Linked DNA regions of Mus musculus: regions 2, 3 and 4 are each linked to region 1. The links are chromatin loops, found by intact Hi-C in ENCODE. Cell type or tissue: heart. All regions are shown on one strand.

Region 1 (5,000 bases):
TTAGGATAAGCACTTTGGGAGACCGAAAGCCAATGCTAGTTATGCTGGGAGTAGCTGGATTAACGGGAGAATCCCTATAGATGTGTATTAACAGTGCAGGACATGGGCACCCCCCCTCTCCCCAAATGAAGCCAGTTTTTAATGCCAGGATGATGGTGATTCTTTTTCATTGGTGCACTGGGACACCCCAGTTTTCTAAAGAAACTATGTATCTTGAATGAAGCAGGGTCTTGACCACAGTGGAGAATGCTAGTTACGCAATGAAAGTACCAGAAGCAAGGATTCCAAAACCCACACGGGCAGAACTATTTCCAGTTAAAACAGAAATGACTAATGGTGAACAGGGCGTTTCTAACAAGACTCACTAGGATATTTTCTTGAGAGACCGGTTTGTAAGACTGTTATTATTTCAATGTGACTTTTTTTTTTTCAAGACAGGATCTCAGTGTGTAGCCTTGGCTGCCCTGAAATTCACGCAGATCCACCTGCTCTGCCTCTGTGATGGTAACATGCTTGTCATTATGGCTTTTACACAGAAATAGTCCCAGGTGCACTTTCTTTAGGTTTGCATACAAGATGTACGTAAGTTTACCAAATGGGTCACTTAATATTATTCATGACCATTTTCATATGTATCTATTTTGTTTGTTGAGCCTTAGTAGAGCAGTAGCCAGCAAAATGATTTATTTGCTGATCGACCTTTGTTGTTTATCGGTGTCAACATGCTTCAGACTTGCACTTCCTGACCTGTTTCAATAAACTTTGTGTGTGGATTTTGGAGTAATAATTAAAATAATTAATAATAATAATAATAAATAGTTAGTTTTGAAACAGGAGCTCATATAGCCCAGGTTGGCCTTAAATATAGGGACTTGAGATACAGAGAAGTTTGGTAGCATGGGGGGGTGGGGGGGATGGAGGAGGAGGAGCCGAGAGGCTGGCACGAGCCAATGAGAGGACAAACACGCCAGCTGGACTCTCTGAGAAGTCGGACCAGGATACAGGACAAAGGACATATGCACTGAATCCATGGTAGCCTGAGGATGGAAGAAAGGATTTGAAAACGCGGAATGGCTACAATCCTACCCTAATGCATTAAGCATGGTGAGGCGTGAAGGTTGGTAGGAGAGAGCAGGGACTAAGGCTAGCCCAGTTTCGACGCCTGGCTGGGGACAGAGACCAGCCTCAGACCCTGGAGTAAGGAGTACTGCTGGGCCGGACAGTAGGACCTAAGGCTCAGATTTGCCGGAGGGAGATCTGCCTCACTGCCATTGTGCCCCCACTCCCCCACCCCACCCCAGTCCGTCTCCCCGCTCCAGCCCCTATGGTCCTCCTTCCAGGAGCGCGGGGGTCCTTCCGGGAACTCCACAAGGTCTCTGGACCTCTGTCCCTTCCATTGCACAAGGGGACAACAGGAGTGGTTCAGGGACTGAGCATCAAATGGCTTCAGTACAAACTGCTTACTTAATAAGTTGGAATTTCGGGGAAGATCACTGCTCCTAGTACCCCAAGATTTCGTCCCCTGAGCAAGGCTGCGGCGCGTTCCCTTCCCTCGCCGCGCTCCGGGCCTCAGGCACTGATTCTCTTCCGGCCTGATCCCTTCCAAGCCGGTTCCCGGCGGTGGCCGAGGACCGGATGCCCGTCGGCGAACCCAGCTCGGTTCCGCTGTGAGCGGGCGGCACCCGCAATCCGGCTCCAGAGCCGTCCTCTGGGCAAAGGCGCGTCCTCCCGGCCTTCTTCGGCCCGGCGGGAAGGGGTTCCGGGCCCCAGAGCCTCGGAACCAAAAGAACTGTTCGCGCGAGATGGTTTCCGGACCAGGTCAGCCCCGCGGAAGCCTTAAGGGAGGCCCTGAGAGCGTCGTCACCGAGAGCGGCTCGTTGGTCTAGGGGTATGATTCTCGCTTCGGGTGCGAGAGGTCCCGGGTTCAAATCCCGGACGAGCCCTGGTTTTACTTTTTTTTTTCTTTTCGTGAAAAAAATTTACATATTGAAAATTAAAGTTGTTTCATTTTTCTCACGCATCTCATCCAAAGATCCCAGTGAAACTATTCTGAACTCGGCTGTCCATCTATTTTATTTTCAAAAGCTAAGGACCAGCTGACCTCCGTGTGGGTCAGCAGGGCAGGGCACTGAAACACACTCCCAATGAAGAAACCTGGGAGACCCGGACGGACGCTCACACACGTGGCATGAGTGTCGGGGATTGGCACTGCGACGTTCCAGGATCCCTGGAAGCCGCAGCCCCGCTTCACGACGGAGAAGCCCAGGCACGGTGGTTTAAACCCGGCTGCAAACTACCAAGCTCCCCGGTCCCTACACTCGCGCTTCGATCGGATTAAGCGAGGCAAAGGACGTGACTGGAAAACTTTTATGCTTCCACGTTATTCCTTTTATTGTTACTTTAGTGTAAAGTGTGCTTGGTGTTTTTGTTGTTTGATTTTCAGGAACAATTTTAGGTTTCTGTGCATTAACGTATCAACCAAAAAAAAAGAAAAATTAAAAAGCTACAGGGCTCGTCCGGGATTTGAACCCGGGACCTCTCGCACCCTAAGCGAGAATCATACCCCTAGACCAACGAGCCGATGTGTAGCTGGTTCTCCTGTCATCATAAAGGTCTATTGAAATTCTTAGCTGGCGCCCCCGTGTGATCATTCATATATAGTACCGTTTATTTTCTTTGGTTTATATGTTACAATTTTAATTTTCCCTTTTCTCTGTTTTATTCTTTGACAATTAAGTGAGCCAGAAAGCGCAACGATATCATTACTAGTTTAATGCTGACCTATTATCTTGAAAACCTGAAATCTGTTTTTGTGGCTAATAAGCTATGTGTGACAACATTCCCTGGGCAAATGCCAGTTACTGGGTTTTCAATGTTGCACTATTTCACACTTGGCGGGTTCGATGAAATCGTCCATTCCTTGGCATGACATATTTTAAAGCACTCCTCTTCAAATCCCCACCTGTCCGTAAAGCTGTTCAGGTTTTTGGTAAATTCCAAACTCCAAATTTCATGGGCATGGAGGAATCCTTTGACATACTAAAGCCGATACTTTACTAGAGTATAGTCTCACTATACAATCTTCAGTAGTCTGGAACTCACTATGTAGACCAGGCTGGACACAACTCACAGAACCCCACCGAATTCTGCCTCGCAATGGCTGTGATTTTTATATTTTTAATTTAATTTATTTAAAAGCATTCATCAAACCGGGCCTGAGTTGCAACACTTGACTCCCATAATTTCTTGGGGGGCGAAATACCCAATACCAAACTTAAATCTATTGTTTAAGTGGCAACTAATTGTGTAGTTGTGGTCTGATTGCCCATGATCCTTAGCAATGAAGAAGTCACAGCCTGTGGTTTCTTCAGCAGTTCACACTGTTTGCTAAAATTGAAACAATATGAAGAAGAGCCTGGCTCCTTGGTTCTGTATTTAAAAAAAAAAAAAGTCATAGCTTCTTAACTATATTAAGTCTTTAAACATTTCTCTTTGATGCTTATGATAGACATTTAGGATAATATTCAGTAATTCTAAGTGACTACAATTTGTCCCAAATTCCTTATCAATATACACTTTGGTACTCTGAGGAAGCATAATTGAGAATCACCATCCTACCAAATAGCTAAAGGGGTAGGAAATAACAGGCAGTGGGCTATCCTCAACAGACTCAGTCATGTCCTGTCCTTGGCGTCCAACAGTGCACCTTGCTCATTCAGCCAGCAAGCATTTGGCACACAGTGGTTCCTCACCCTGATTGTCAAAAAATTTCCCCCTAGGGTTTGACACTAGAAAAATTACAGCACTGGGATTCTAGCATGCAGGCTCCGCCCTTTGTTTTATTTGAAACTGTCCTAACTTGAGTCTTTAATTCTTAGGGCTCCAGGCAGGAACTCTGAGAATACTCTTTAAAATATTAATGAGTTCTGGATGCCAGGATAGTTTATTCATGAAAATCTAACTGGGAGAAAAAAAAATGTGCCCCGACACCAAAGAAACCTCTACTTCCTAAAGGAAGAAGCGGTTATTACTAAAACAACGTAATCCCTTAGTATTTACAAACTAAAAGTCTATGCTGTCCATTTCTTCTTGAATTCACCAGAGCTAGCAGTTAGCATCTTCTCCCCATCCAGGGCAGCCCGCTGGAACTTAGAACATCCTCAGACCTTTGCAGCCACACTGGCCTTGTTCTCCTGCACACTGCTATTACAAGTGTGAGCCACCATGGCCAGCTAAGGAGTTTTGTCCTTTTCTCTCTACATTCCAGATACTAGACCATCTCATTTATCTATCGTAGCAGTGACGGACGAGACTGATGATAGAAAGATTCATAGTAGCGGATGCCTTCTGGTGGAAAAGCTTCCTGTCTTGGTAGAAGGAATGTGATGCGTCCGTGCTGGTTTGCGCTCGTCAATTTGACAGAAACCAGAGTCACCTAAAAAGAGGGAACCTCAGTTGAGGAATTGCCTCCATCAGATTGGCTTGTGGGCACGTCTGCGAGGCTTGACCTTATTAATGATCGCTCTGAGGAGGCCCAGCCCCCTTTGAGCAGTGTCACCCCTAGGCACGTGGTCCTGGGTGGTAGAAGAAAACAGATGTGAATGAGCCGTGAGGAGCAAGCCCTTCAGCAGTATTCCTCCATGGTCGCTGGCTCTGTTCCTGCCTCCAGGTTCCATGAGTTCTTGCCTTGGCTTCCCTCAATAGACGGTAGGCTTTTGGTCATGGTATCTATCATAGCAATATAAAACCAACCAGGGCGGCCTGTAGTCCAGTCCTGGGGCACTTCCTTCCTTAGGATGAAGTCCTTGTGAAACAGGATGTGGATGGTTTTAGTGTTCAGGGAGTCTGAAGCTGGAGGGACATTTTATCCCAGCCACACGGAGCGCTATGCCTAGAGGCATATCCATCAGGAGCAGGATAGAAAGAGGGAGAACTGTGAGGCTGTGGAAAGAAAACAGAGCTTAATCCAGATTCTGAAGCGAGAATCCCAATATGTTTTC
Region 2 (5,000 bases), 180 kb after region 1:
TTGTCTCAAAAACAAACAAACAACACAATAACAACATCAAAAGCCCTAAACCCTTTATTTGGAAGAGAAAGTTCGTTCTGATTTGTAAAACAAATACTTTTGTACATGCTTTACAGATATTACAATCATTTAATTTTTCACAATCATTTTTAATTTTAAAAGATTTGCACCCAGGCAGTGAGGGCTCACACTTTCAATCATAGCACCCAGGAGGGAGAGGTAGGCAGATCTCTGAGTTTGAAGCCATCCTGATCTACAGAGCTAATTCCAGGACAGCCAGGGCTGCACAGAGATATCTTGCCTTGAAAACCAAACCAAACCAAAAACAAAACACAAAACAAATAACCAACTAACCAAACAAAAAGATTCCTAAGGTTTGGGGAATTCGTTAAAGTCAAGATTTAACCTGCCTCTGTCTTCCAACTCTGTGTTCCTTTTATTACACTTAAAACAGAATTAACCCAAAGACTTCCGGATGAAATGCACAAAATACTCTGTACAGTTTAAGTACTATAAACAATAATTACAAGTGGCTAAAAGCCAGGGTCTTGAAAAAGATCAACAAAAGACTACTTTCCAATTCTCTGTTAGCTTAAGTGCTTTAAAACTGAGCCTGCTCCACACTGTCCTCACTCCAAAGCTGGAGGGTAAGAATTGCCAAAGACCTCAGTTGATTTTGTAACATTCTGATCATTACATAGATTGTCAAATTATTATCTTCTGAAAATCTCTGCCATAAAACATAACAAAGCAGAAAAATGTAAAAACTAATAGGTAACTAAACAAACTTCATCAATAAAGTTCCTTAAAACAAGTTTTATAATGGTTTTCATACTGCAGTAATGCCATTAAGTGTTAAAATTACCATCTATGCAGAGGTATAGACCATTCTGTTATTAGAGTGGACACCAGATTTAATAACCAGCCCAGGCTCTAGAGAACTGCCTCATCCCTTAGAACTAAACCTTCCTCTGGGCATGGTGGCCCACACCTTTAATCCCAGCACTTGGGAGGCAGAGGCAGGTGGATTTCTGAGTTGAAGGCCAGCCTGGTCTATAGAGCTGAATTCCAGGACAGACTGGGCTATACAGAGACGCTGTCTCAAACAAACAAAGAAACAAACAGAACTAAATCTTTCTAATATCAATTGTAGACTATGGATTTAATCTATGTAAAGGCAAAGTTCACTTTTTTGTTAGCAACTCCATTTTTCCACTGTGAGTAAATTTTTCTATTTGCTCAATTTTATGCTTGAAAGACTTCATAATATAATCAGATTTTAGTCCTCACCCAAGTATTACTATCACCCATTTTGTATTAGAAATAAACTAATTTAATAACTGTGATAAAGAGCTAGAGGGACAGGGGCCTTCCAGTTTCTTAAAGAATTATTTTAACTACAAGAATTCTTATCCAGTACTTGTGACAGCTAACATCCTCAAAGAATCAAGCATATGTTATTTTTGATTTTCACACTGAATACATTTTATATGAATTAAGACAGAGGTATAGAATTTTGCCCAAGGTCACATCTTGGTGAGCGGTGGAACAGAACTGTATTCATATCTGCCCACATAAAACACAGATATAACCTGGTCAGTGATTGCATAATGACTGGCTTATTATACTGGGTCTATGGAACCAGGTTGACATTGACTGAACCGGGAAGGGGAAGGGGATGGGGGTGGGGAGCGTCCAATTTTGGGGAGGGCTCACTTAGCAGGCCTCTGCCAAGAGGAACTAAAGTATGACCTTTACTCCAAACCCTCTGCTGAGACCAGACAGACACCTTTTCAGCTCTACCCCACGTGTGCGTTAGAAATTCACGGAGGGAGAAAGGGGAGGAGAAGGAGGGTTTCATGGTGGCCCAAGACCCCTTCGTGGCTCTCAGGAGTTAAGTAAGGTTCAAGTCTGGAGGAGAGGTCGGGAGTGTGAGCAGTGTTTAAGGGAGCGAAGACATCAAAAGTCAACAAGGGCACTGGGTGCTGATACTCGGTTTTTGGAAAGAGACCTAAGATGAAACAAGGTGAAAGACTAGGAGAATTGATGGATTCCCTTCAGTGGCGAGATGAGGGCTCTGGGATTCCGGTAGCAACTCAACTGTCACAGGGCCTCTAATGTCCCGGTTTCGGAGGGAGAGGAACGATCTCCGTGCGAGCCGTTCAGGATTCATTACCTGCCGGGTGGTTGTAAAGCGGCCTCAATTTCTTTGGCAGCAACAACTCCACTTTATCCATGAGTCGGTGGTAGGTGGCCCGCAGGCCTCGGGCGCCGGCAGCTGCCATCGCGGCGGCCTAGGGATCGACAGCAGCAGGGTGGGAGCGCCGCTGTGTCCGCGTTCCTGGCTGACAACGAAGGGCGGCTCGTCACTTTCTCTCTGCAGCGCTGGGGCGTCCGCCTCTGCCCTAGGGCGCCCTTCCCCGGCTCTGGCAGCCAGAGGTGAAGCACCTAGAGGCCGAGTCCCGCAAAGGCTCAGGGGGGCGGAGCTCAGCAAAAGCCCGCCCCGGCCCGCCTCCTGCGAGCGGGTTGGGGAGACCGAGGGGGAGGAGTCATGGCAACAGGTGCTACAGAGGTCGCCGTGCTGGGGCCGCTAGAGCTAGGCGGGCGAGGCGTTGCGCAAGCTTAACGGCCTGCTCTAATTGGCTGGCCTCACAGAGCGGAAGAGGCGTGGCCAGAAATCATCTCCTTCCGGCCCTGGAGGCCATGTTGGAGAGGGGAACCTGAAGCCGCACTTCCGCCCGGTCCCTCACTTTGACTAATAAGCTTTCTGGGCTTCCCTCTCCCGAACTGAAGATGACGCTGGATACCTGTCGGACTTCCTCTTATTTACTTATTGTTTTTGAGTCGGTGTCTTCGCTGTGTACCCCAGGCTGGCTTGGATCTCGCTATGGTCCAGCCTCCCGACTGCTGGGATTGCATGCATGGGTCATCACGCCCGGTTTTTTCCTTTGACTCGAGAGGCGTGAGCAAGACAACCTCAGCGGCTTCCGTCATGCCTCTCCAATCCATTAAGGAGTAGGCTAGAGCGCCCTCAAGCTCCTCTCCTAGGGTGAGGGCAATCGTGACGCACAGCGGCTTCTGTTGCCCGTGTGCATCCTCTCGCGAGAAGGGCCGGGAGGGGGCGTGGTCTAGGGAGGAGAGGGAGGAGCTCGCGGCCGCCTCCGCCTTCGCCTCCGCCTCCCGCGGGAGGGGGGTCGAGGGAGGGGACTGTTGCCGATCTCTAGATGTTCTGGGTAGTCTGAGGAGAGTATGAGGCGAGCCGTGGCCCGGGTACCTCTCCGCTCCCGGGGAGAAGGCGCGGCCGTGGCTGCCGCCCTCTGAGTCGCGGCGCCGGCGAGGCCCCGGGGCGCGCGCATGGTGCTGGTGCCGCTCGGGTGTTGATCGGCCTGTCCCCTCCCTCTCTTCCCCTCCCCACCCCCCGCGGTGGTCTCCCCTTTCCCACCCCAGCCCCTGCGGAGCCATGGCTCGGAGTGGCTCCTGCCCGCACCTGTTGTGGGACGTGAGGAAAAGGTCCCTTGGGCTGGAGGACCCGTCCCGGCTGAGGAGCCGCTACCTGGGTGAGCGGGGGCCCCGGGGCGGCGGCGCTGAGGTCGCCGCCCAGAGGTGGGGGAGGGGGCGCCGCCGGGGCTGTTGGCGACCGGACCGAGCCCCGACCGGGGCGCCCCGCAGGCTAGGTCTCAGGTGGGATGACGGCGATCCGCGCCCGCTCCTCCTAAGGTCGGGGTCCCCTTTGCAAGCTGCCAGGCGCGGCTCAAGCTGGGCTTCCCTCGGAGAGCCGGGCCGTGGGGAGGCGGCACTAAGCCCGGAAAGGTGTTGGGGTCGCTCGTGGGCTGGGACTCCGGAGAAGACTCCGCGAGCCTTACGGAGATGCCACGTTGAACGCCAAAGTTGGCGCTTTTGCTTTTCTCCGGAGCTGTCCCCGCTCAGCCGAAGACCTCAAGGTGTTGCTTGTCCACCTTCTTCTTCGGCTTCCGCAAGGGGTTAGATGTCGCCCGAGAGAGACGCTGTTGACCACCCTCAGGGACTTGACACCCCAGCCGGGCTCGCTGTAAACCGTGGCGCTTAGCCCAAACCTAAAAGAGATCGCGGAGCCCTCCCCACCCCCGCGCCTTCCCAGGTCCAGCCTGCTGTCAGTCCCGTAGACCTCTTTTAGGTGGTGTAAGGTTTCACGTTCCTGTTCCCACCCCTGGAAAACACACTTGGCATTTTCTGTTTCTTAGTTAAGCTTTCTAAAAACAACCTTCAGGACTGTGGACGCAGGGTTCCACCTTTTTCGTTCTGTGTACCGTGAGTTTTGTTGAGTGTGTTGGGTCATGCCAGAGTCAACTAAAAAGTCCTGTTTCTTCAAAGTGCCTCCTCCCCCCAACTCTGTCATTTCTTTGCCAAGTGAAGCGATTTGTTGCTGTCATTTTTTTTTTTTTTTTTACTAACAACAAAAATAGAAAGAAATGAAATCTCATTACAGCCAATACTACTGGCTGTAAATTGCTTAAAGGACGCCTAGGTGTGCGTTTTAATGTTTTTAAATGAATGTTATCATTGTAAGAATTAAATACAAAAAAGCAGAAGTCCCAGAATCGGTCCCATTTGGATTTCATGCCACTGCCCCTAGAAATGTTTCTGTTTTGTGATTATTTTCCTTGATTTATTTCCTTCTTAGAAATGCATACATATATAAATACTAGTGCCTGTATGTGCACCCTACATGTGTGTGAATGAAAACCGGATGCATGGTGGTGAAAGCATTTTTCTCCCTTGCTTTTTTCTTCACTGCGTCTGGAGATCCTTTTAGACATAAAAATGTGTGTAAAACATTACATAGTACTTAATGAAGAATTTTAATGTTCTAAGTTTTAGTCTCTTTAATTTTTATTTGAAAGAGACTCCTTATATAGTCCAGACTAGCCTTAACTTTTATCTCATTCTCCTGATAGCTGGGATTACACTGTAAATTTTCACCTGACCCTGTCCCCTTTTCTGTAATATGTGTTCACTGTCAT
Region 3 (5,000 bases), 95 kb before region 1:
AAATTCAGAGTGAGGCTACTGTGGAAAGACACCAAGCCAATACCCTGAATTACAGAAATAAGAGCAGGGGCTTTGGGCCCAGCAGGAGGGAAAGATGACAGTCTGACTAGACCAAATGCCAACCTTGTATCCTGCATCATTGTGAGAATGTAAATGGGCTTGGCCACTGAGGAAAACAATTTGCAATTATCTTCTATACTTAGACCTAGTTGTCCTCATAATTCGAATAGCATTCTAGAGAGGGCTTTGCTCAGCCTTTGTAGTAGAAAAAAAAAACAGAATATGACCGAGTAGAACCTGCTCAACTTTCCTCAGCAAGAGGGACATTTTCACCGAGAGGAACATCATACAACAACAAAAATCACCTCCTGCTACGGGCATCAATATGGAAGCACCGTGAAAACAGAAAGCTCCATGGGAAGACCTTCCGAGGTGCCTCGGTGGTTAAGAGCATTTGCTGCTCTTGCAGAGGACCTGGGTTCAGTTTCCAGCATCTGCGTGGTGACCACACCAATTTTACCTCCAGTTCTAGGGACTCCGAAGCTCTCTTCTGAACTGAGGTTACCAGGTATGCACATAGTATGTATGTAGTGCACATACACACATGTAGGGGAGCCCTCATACACATAACATAAAAACAGGTGCTGCATAATAAAGAACAATGAACTCCTGGGGTCATTTTCCAAGAGTGGGTCCATTTCACTCACAAGAGTTTTGATCTCTCCTGTCCTAATCAGATGCTAGTCCAATCTGAAACAAGTCTTGTCTACAAGAGAATGGTCTAATCAAAGAGAGTCTAATCTTAAGCAGTAGCCCAAACGAAGGCTACTCTCTTTGTAGATTGAACAGCACAGCACATATGGTAACAAAAAAGGAAGGAGGAACCTTTGTCTTAGGCAATCGATGCTTTCCAAACCACACAAGGCCACATAAACTCCTAACGGATCTGGTGGCTTCAATTTGCTCTAAAATCACATTGGTTCTTACAGACAATAGTTTTTTAAAAAGGACTTGAAGTAGGGAGGGGGTGTGCTGGGGTGCCTGATGCCTAGGGGTAGTGAGAAGGAAGGGGGGAGAATGTATACAACCAAGATACATTGTTTACATGTATGATATTGTCAAAGAATAAATAAAAGATAGTCTATTTTTAAAAAGAAAGAAACCACAGCTTAAAATAAACATATATCAAGGCGTTTTGCTCGGAGATGTTTGTCCTTGTGAGCAATGGCATCTGATCTCACTTCTCTACCCTGCTCAAATCATCACAGACTTGCTGTGGCAACATCCCCTTTCTAAACTATTCCCTGAGCAGTTATTGAAAATTCAGCTTCCTTCTGGAGGGGGTGGATTCCTCAGGCCCAGATTAATGGCGTCAGATCTGTGGGTGAGGCTGCATCTATAATAAATAAAGGCTGTCCCAGAACACTGCTGTTTGAGAATCCCTTTGATGTCTCCCTTTCTTTCACGAGCTACAGGATTCACTGACTCTTTTTCTCAAAGGGACTTGGAAGCCAGGCGTGCTGGGAGCATCTGTAGCTACAGCTCTCTGAGAGGCTAAGCAGGAGGCTATCAAGTTCGAGGCGAGCCTGGGCTACATTGTGAGATGAGGTATCAAAAGATTCCAGTAGCACCAACAGGAGATTTGGGCCTAGTTTTCTCCTTCTGTTGAGTTTTCTTCTTCTGAAGTTGGCACTGTGAGTCATGCATCTAGGTAAATAATTTTCTCAAATGCCAGCGCACGCGACCGGCGAGAGGAGAGCTTTGGGGAGACAGCTCTCTCCTTCCACCTTATCGATGCAGGCTCTGTCTTATGTTCTCTGATGGAGTGAAGCTGAGTACTCCTAGCTAGCTGGCCTAAGAGCTTCCAGCCAGCTCTGTCACCAGCTCTCATCTCTCAAACGGAACGTTGGGGTTACAGATGAGGGCTTCTGTCTCTAACGTTTAACATGGGATCACCAGGTGTTGAAACTGGGTCCTCAACCCAGGTCTTCAGGCTCCGACAGCAAGGACCTTTTTTTTTTTTTTAAACCTTCTGAGCTGTTTTGTCCCTTCGTCCTTCTCATTTATTTAAAGGACAGCAATCTTACTGTTTGTCAGCAGCAGGGCCTTTATCAAGAGATTGCATGTTTGCATTCTGTCACGTTTATCAAAAGCCCAGTCAAGAGAAATAAATCTTTGTTTGATGGATTTCCTGAGAATGTGTGGCTCGCTCATTTAAACATTTTAAGCAGGTCTAGACTCTACTTTGGAAACAGGGAGACAGTAGCCTCCCTGGGATTGACTGACTGCTCTCTCGGATGCTTTAATGAACCTTGCTTCGGAATTACGTCACCAGTCTTACTTTGAACACTGTTGAAACAGAGGGATGCCAGACTTGGGGCAAACCTATGATCCTGGCTCTTTGGAGGCTGAGGCAAGAGGATAATGAGTTTGAATCTGAGATCGGCCTGAGTTATTTTGTGAGTTCTATATTTATACAGCAAGACCTTGCCTCAAAATAAATACAGGAAGAGAGAAGGGAAGAAAAATGAGAGTGAGTTGTGGGGGCAGAGATCGCCACAGTTCTAAGACTGAAGCGTCTTTCTCTGGAGACTGTGTGGCATGCTCTGGTCACAAGAGGGCGCTGTTTCTATAGCTTGCAACAGTCTTGCAAATGATCTGTGAACTCATGGATGGGAGAAGTTTGCTGTCTCAGAGTCGCAGGTTTCCGCAGTGAGGCATGTTTCGACACTCCAGTCCAGACTGTAGCTGGAGCCTCCCCAAACAAGGACGTCTGTGCAGAGACAGAACCAGTATTGTCAAAACATCAGTTTCAGGATCTAAACTAGAATAAAAGATAAACGACCTAGAATATTTCTTGGCTTAAAACGGAAGTATTGGAGCTGTACGGATGGCTCAGCAGTTAAAAGCACTTTTTGCTCTGGCCGAGACTCAAGTTTGATTCCCAGTATCCACATGGAGGGTTCCAGAGGATCTGATAACCTCGTCTGGTTTCTGCAAGCACTACATGCGTAAGGTATCCATACATAGGTAGTCAAACCACTCATAAACATAAAATAAAAATAAATAAACCTTTAAAATGGAAGTGTCATCCCATGATGCTGTGGTGGGCCCACACAAGTATCCATCCGAAGCATCGGGTCACAGCACGTCATACCTGCCAGGGACTCAGAACACAGAGGGCCAGTGAACTCAACCACCGTTAAGCAAGTGAGTGGGTTGTGTTCTACTGCACGGATTTTACTGGACCAAAGAAAACCAACAGGGGAATTCGCGTTGGAAGAGGCACGTCTGGACTCAAAATGGAGGCCATGATCCAAAGGAACCAGAGCAGCTGAGAAAGCTGTTTTTTGGTGGTCTGAGCTTCGGAACCACAAATAACTTAAGAGAACATTTTGAGAAACGGGGCACTATTAGAGACTGTGTGATAATGAGGAATCCCCAACAAGACGTTCCAGAGGCTTAAGGCTCCTGACCTTATCTCTTGATGCTGCGGTGAGTGTTCCCCCCACCCCCCTCCCAAAGCTGATGACTGGGGTGGAACCGAGGCGCCATTTCTAGAGAGGCCAAAAGCCATGGTACTTGTTGAACAGTGAAAGAAAATGTTGGTAGTATAAAGGAAAATACAGAAGAGTATAATCTAAGAGACTACTTTGAAAAGTATGGCAGAAGCCATCTACATCATAGAAGTCAAAGAGTGGGGAAAAAAAGAGGATTTGCTTTTGTAACTTTTGATGATCATGGCAGAGTTGATAAAATTGTTCAGAAATACCACACTGTCAATGGGTGTAATTGTGAAGTGGAAAGAGCTGTTTCTAAACAAGAGATGCACCTGCTGACCACAAAGAGTCTGTCAATGGGCATAATTGCGAAGGAGAGATGCAGTCTGCAGGATCGTAGAGGGTTGGGGAGGAGGATGTGGCAACTTTGTGGGTCAGTGAGGAAACTTTGGAGGCAATTTTGGTCTTGGTGGAAACTTTGGTGGAAGAGGAGGCTATGGTGGCAGAGATGGTGGCTGCAGAGGTAGTTACAGAAGTGGTGATGGTGGATATAAAGGATTTGAAGGTGATGGTGGTAACTGTGGTGGTGGTCATGGTTACAATAGTAGAGGAGGCAATGGTGGTGGACCAGGATATGGAGACCGAGGTGGTGGAGGAGGATGTAACGGTTACAATGGAGGGAACTTTGGTGGAGGTGACTGTGGTGGTGGTGGTGGTGGTGGTAGGAACTATAATGACTTTGGAACTTAGAGTGGATAATGGCACGGATCCAGGGGTGGGTTAGTTTTGGTGGAAGAAGCTCAGGCAGTCCCCATGGCAGTGGCTATAGGTCTGATGGTAGAAGTGGTGGACTTGGTAGCAGAAGGTTTTACAAACAGTAGAAAAGGGCTATAGTTCTTAGCAGGAGAGAAAGTGAGGGGTTGTCAGGAAAGCCATAGGTTACTTTGAGATAGTTGTTCCGCATGCCTTAGAGGAACTGTAAAAGTCTGCCACAGAGGGAGCGATGATCCATAGTCAGAAACATCACTGCAACTTAAACAGGAAGCTTAGGTCTATCATAGTGTAGTTTGCAAAATGTGCAGCTGTTTATTAATGCAATGTAGTGTCAATTAGATGTATATCCCCGAGGCCTTTTATCTGGTACAACAGTACCTTTCTCTTCATTACATCAGGCATATTGTCCTGTAAATTGTGGTAGTGGTACCAGGAATAAAAAATTAAGGAATTTTTTTCCTAAACAGAACAGCAATGGCTTGCACAGTAAGATCAAGAATTGACAAATGAGTCCTCATAAAATTGTAAAGCTTTTGTAAGGCAAAAGACACTGTCAATAAGACAAAAAGGCCACCAACAGATTGGGAAAGGATTTTTACCAATCCTAAATCTGATAGGGGACTGATATCCAATATATACAAAGAGCTCAAGAAGCTGGACTCCAGAAATTCAAATAACCCCATTAAAAATGGGGTTCAGAGCTAAACAAAGAATTCTCAATTGAGG
Region 4 (5,000 bases), 250 kb after region 1:
AAAGCAAACAAATATATTTGTTTGAACTAAGAAAACATGTAACACTGAAAAGACAAAATACATTTTCCGTCAGCTAGTTGCAACTATCTGAGGCCATACAGCCCTGAATGACTTAATCTCATCAAATACCTGGAACTTTACAGTAACAAGAATTGTTTTAGGGAAATTAAAGACCCAAGGTTATTTTATGTCTGTGTTTGATAATGTAGTGAGAGAGCAAGCCTTTCCTTCAATTTATTCCACTTGGAGTTCATAAGCTCCTCCCAGAGCACATTTCTAAGTGTAAATAGACAAGTGATGGAGCAAGAGTGGGAGATATAAAGTTACCTAGGAACAGGCATAGATGGAGAGGAGACCCATGGGTACTTACTCATGTAATTATTATAAAATGTGATGGGACTCTGATAACTTTTTATCTGTTCATGTAAAATTACTTAGGCAATTTAATTTTTAATTTCTAGAATTTTAGATTTCTAGGCCTTCAGATCTACAGATCTAGGTTTTTGTATTATTTAAAGATCCTGACTTTTTGCTAAACTTACTGATAAAATTTATGTTGTAATAGGAGAGCAAAGTCCCAATGTGTCACTGATGCAGAGAATGTCTGATATGTTATCAAGGTGGTTTGAAGAAGCAAGTGAAGTTGCACAAAGCAACAGAGGAAGAGGAAGACCTCGGCCCAGAGGTAATTTGTCTTACTGGTTAAATCACTAGAGAGCTGGTAAAACTGCTTAGGGCAAAACTGCTTTTTCTTTTTTGTTTTTGGATTTTGTGTGGCTGGTCCGCGTGTTATTTTATTTTACTTTATTTATTTGCATCTCAAGACAAGGTTTCTCTGTGTAGCTCGGCTGTCCTAGAACATGTACTATAGACGAGGCTGGCCTTGAACTCAGATCTTCTGCCTTTGCCTCCTGAGTCCTGAGATTAAAGTTGTGCATCACTACACCCAGCTGGTAGATAGTTTTTGTTGATATTATCTAACTGATAACCGAACTGCATTTTGTAACCAATGTAGTCATAACTCTCTTCTGATTCCACTAGACCCAAAATTTCAAAATACACAAAACAAAAGATTTTTAATTTTAAGTCCCTTTCCAATCAATACACTTTGAAAATTGGAAGTCTGCAAAGCTTTAAAGATAAGTGTATGTATATAATTAGAAAAAGTAATTATTTAAAATTTTTCATCTATCTCTTTGATGTGTGTATATGTGTGAGTATGCATGTGGGGGTCAGAAAACAACTTGGTATATATGTGTGAGTGTGTATGTGGAGGTCAGTTTCCAAACTCAGTCCGGCTTGTCAGCAAGTTTCCTTACCTGCTTAACCATCATTCTGGCCCAAGATTGATTATTTTCACAAGAATATGTCATTTATTCTTATCCCTGTTGATTAGACTGTTTGATTAAGTGGACCAAACCACCAGTGGCCATAACTGATACACTGAGTGTGTTAGTTAGGGCTTCTAGTGCTGTGATAACCAAAAGCAATCAGGGGAGGAAAGGGTTTATTCGGCTTACTCTTTAGTATCACTGTTCATCCTTGAAGGAAGACAGGACAGGAACTCAAACAGAGCAGGAACCTGGAGGCAGGAGCTGATGCAGTGGCTACAGAGGAGTGCTGCTTACTAGCTTGCCCTTCTTAGCTTGCTCGGCCTGTTTTCTTAAAATACCAGGACCAGTGGCCCAGGGATGACACCACCAACAATGGGCTGGACCCTCTCCATCAATCACTAGTGAAGAAAACGCCTTGTAGCTAGCTCGTATGGAAGCATGTTCTCAACGGAAGCTCCCTTTTTGTCAGCCTCTAGCTTGTGTCAAGTTGACATAGACTGACTAGAACACTGAAATTTTATGTTGCTGTGTGTTTTCAGAATATTTCTGTAGAGGTTTGTTTTGTGTTTATTTTTTGCATTTGAAATTTGAGTTTGAGGCTGGAGAAGATGGATCAAGAGCAATTAAGAGTTGGTAAGAACACTCACTGCTCTTGAAGGTGAGCTGAGTTCAGTTCCCAGAATCCACATGGCTGTTCACAACTGTCAGAAACTCCAGTTATGGAGATCCCGAATCCTCTTCTGCCCTCTGCAGGCACCTAGGTTCATGTCACCAGATCACTCACATGTAATTTAAAATGAATAGATCTTTTAGAAACTTGGGTTTGCTTTAACATGTGCTTTTTTGAAGGTGGAACAAATCAGCCAGATGTTTCAACTCTTCCTACGGTTCCATCAAGTCCTAATTTGGAAGTGTGTGAAACTGCAATGGATGTAGACATGCCAGCTGCACTTCTTCAGCCTTCTACATCCTCTACAGATCCAGTTCAGGCTCAGGCAGCCACAGCCGCCATAGAAAGCCCTCGTTCCAGCTCGTTGCTGTCTTGCCCAGACAGTGAACCGAGGCAGTCTGTTGAGGCGTCTGGACACCATGCACATCATCAGTCAGGTGAGGATGCTATTCTTCAAGTTCATGTGCTGATCTCTGAACACCGAGGAACACCTAGTCTGTTCTGAAAGATTGTAAATCACAGTAACTTCTTGCTGGAATAAGTAACCAAAATCATTTTTAATATACAAGCAAACTTAAACACAAAATTCAAGCGTGTCTAGTTTTCATGAATTTTTACAAATAGTGAATCTTTAATTTATATAAGGTAATTTTATTTAAGGTAATAGCAGGTAGTATTTTGACATAGTGTAATACACTGAAAGATTATTTTACAAACCATTATTAACCAAAATACTGTTCTAGATCTCTATTAAAATGACAAGAAAATATATTTCATTATTATTATTTCCATTGTATTTATATTTTCAATTTTTCTTCAAATTATTAAGTACTTTGAGTATATTGAAAATAGTGAACCTGCAGTGGTCCCTTCTCAAAAATGTAGTATACTTTGCCAGAAGAATTATTTTCCTACTATATTTATGAAAAAGAATTATCTTACTAATTCTTTATCTTTATAGTACTTGATGTTAGTCAAAAATATCAGTTCATAAAATCTGTTAACACATTTTTCTCTCAGTACAGTAACTTCTCATGTTTTTCCCACCCCAACTATGGAATATACTATTTACAATAATTTCAGTAAATATATAGTCTACTTGAAATTTTAACTGTGTACTTTTAAATATAGTAAAAATCATTTGTCTATTATTTTTAAATTCTTCTAAGGAGGCATTTTACTTAATACAGAACAAAAATAGTATCAAGGAATATAGTTAGTATTAATGCTGGTACCTAAAGTAAGACCTCTGACAGTTTCCTAACAGCTTCACCTCCAAGTTGTCACCGATGCTAGATCCCAGATAATGGGGTATTTGAATTAAGTAGTTTGATCATTATCTTTCATTTTTGATAATTAATATTCACTTTCTATGGGAATAATAGAGTTAGCTGCATAACTGTTAACACTGTGTATAGTTTATCAAAACAGTAAGCTAAAGCCGAATTAGAAAGCCATCTCTTTCACATTTCACATGGCATTTCAGCTTGAGGGAAAATAAAATACTTGGAATGCTTTGAGAAACAGGGTCAAAGGAGTTGAAAGTAGACCCAAACTAGTGAAATTAGTAAAGATAAGAAAAACTTTAAAATACTTACTTTTGTTTTCTGTGTCTATATTGCCTGCCCATGCACATTTGCACTTTGTGCCTGAGGAGGCCAGAAGAGAACATCAGCCTCCTTGGCCTGGAGTTAGCCCAGTTTTGAGCCCCCACGCAGCTGCTAGGAACTGAATCCAGGTCCTCTGTAAGGTTCAAGATCGGGATTTTTTAAAAGTGCTAGTGTTATTGCAAATATTCTGAAAGTCTGTAAGCAATTCTAAGTTATTGAGAAAACTTAGCTAAAAAGACTCTGTAGACTAGTTGTAAGTTGTATTGAATCTTAACTAGTTCCAATTGTTTCTTAAATACATTTGTGAGTTAAATATTCTTGGAGCCTTTTAAGAAATGTTTTTTCTTAGCTGTGCTGTGCATTTTTATACCAGGTTTAAGCTGCTGAACGCCTTTTAGGTCTGATAGACTAAGCGCTGAAGAATGCTTTTGTGACGGCCAAATGATCATTGTTTGAATATTATTTGGTACCTTTGTCCATAAAAATTTTAAAGAAAGGGATTGTTTTTGAATTAGTAGATTGAGAATGTTGCTTAACTTTTACACACTATGGTAGAATATTTTCCCGGGTCTAAAAGAGTACCAGTTCTGAGGAGAATGATTTGGTGTGAGCTATAGATTACACTTACAGCTGTTTCGGCAGTAACCCTTCCATCATCCTACAGCCTGACATCTCATCTGGAAGGACGAAATGTTTTTGTTTTCTTTTCTGATCATTCTGTGCTTACCAAAGCCCATCCAAGTCTAGACGGCTTAATAGACCCTGGGAATTGTCCATTGTGAGACTGTGGTAGGTGGGAATGTCAGTCTAGAGCTGTGGTGTCTGTCAGCACGTCGTGTAAAGCTGGACATGTGGATATGACTGTTCTCTGTGCTCAGCCTGCTGCGGATACCTCTTCATGTGCGCGTTTACACCTTCCTTTGTCATTGTGAGTACTTGGCCACAGGCAGTGAGACTGAAAACTTGCTGCAGTGTTTCAGGGTCCGTAGTCTACACCTGAATCCTCTGGCGATGATGGTGAACGTCGCACCACAAATCTCAGTGAACACTTCAGAGCACTCTTCCTCTCAGCGCCTTTGCGTGTTTATTTTGCCCTTTCCTGGCTTTTAAAGTACTCTGGCTTGCCCTTCTCCCCTCCATAAGCTGCAAGCTTCATCGCAGTGAAGAGCGGAAACACTCATTTTCTGGACCACTTCAACTTCCTAATGCGCACATGTAGGTTGCCTGGAAGAAATGTAACTCCTCCTCTTACACCTGGCCAGATCAGTTTGAAGCCTGCCTTTCCAGCTTCCCAGGGAAAGACTCCTGGTCCCCTGCCTCCCCAGAGTCACTTCTTTTCCTGTGCCATTATTGCCTTTTCTGCTGAATTTTTCCTTCTAGTCACAA

What was found. Hi-C counts contacts between places; a loop is a spot of excess contacts. Peaks named below come from ENCODE experiments on the same cell type or tissue, not always from the same donor. Only the 100,000 strongest peaks of a DNase experiment are listed, where the experiment ranks them.
Region 2: a loop joins it to region 1, with 3 times the contacts of the local background. A loop is called at or near these places in 15 of 42 quality-filtered maps.
Region 3: a loop joins it to region 1, with 5 times the contacts of the local background. A loop is called at or near these places in 6 of 42 quality-filtered maps.
Region 4: it touches region 1 in a loop (2.5-fold over the local background); 6 of 42 quality-filtered maps call a loop at or near these places.

What each region holds. Positions count from the first base shown.
Region 1 is chr1:165,639,214-165,644,213 of GRCm38, reverse strand. n-TPagg2 (a tRNA gene) reads right to left here and starts at 2,580; the gene lies at 2,509-2,580. n-TPcgg2 (a tRNA gene) reads left to right here and starts at 1,872; the gene lies at 1,872-1,943. It also overlaps the pseudogene Gm18407. In heart, a CTCF peak has its summit at 2,643 (motif pointing left); DNase peaks (open chromatin) are centred at 993, 1,693, 2,203 and 2,563; H3K4me3 peaks cover 2,897 bases; H3K27ac peaks cover 2,019 bases.
Region 2 is chr1:165,458,688-165,463,687 of GRCm38, reverse strand. Dcaf6 (DDB1 and CUL4 associated factor 6) reads left to right here and starts at 3,225. Exons shown (of 19, transcript NM_028759.1): 1 at 3,225-3,557. The coding sequence starts at 3,461. Mpc2 (mitochondrial pyruvate carrier 2) reads right to left here and starts at 2,428. Exons shown (of 5, transcript NM_027430.3): 1 at 2,177-2,428. The coding sequence starts at 2,285. In heart, CTCF peaks have their summits at 2,447, 3,077 and 3,971; DNase peaks (open chromatin) are centred at 1,847, 2,527, 3,137 and 4,037; H3K4me3 peaks cover 3,723 bases; H3K27ac peaks cover 2,966 bases.
Region 3 is chr1:165,733,969-165,738,968 of GRCm38, reverse strand. No RefSeq gene overlaps it. Among named protein-coding and RNA genes, the nearest start is that of Gm46168, 15 kb to the left of the region's middle. In heart, a CTCF peak has its summit at 2,611 (motif pointing right); a DNase peak (open chromatin) is centred at 2,658; H3K27ac peaks cover 708 bases.
Region 4 is chr1:165,386,099-165,391,098 of GRCm38, reverse strand. It overlaps Dcaf6 (DDB1 and CUL4 associated factor 6), which reads left to right. Exons shown (of 19, transcript NM_028759.1): 9 at 566-685; 10 at 2,184-2,441. Among named protein-coding and RNA genes, the nearest start is that of Dcaf6, 72 kb to the left of the region's middle. In heart, a CTCF peak has its summit at 2,090 (motif pointing left); no DNase peak of the experiment used is centred here.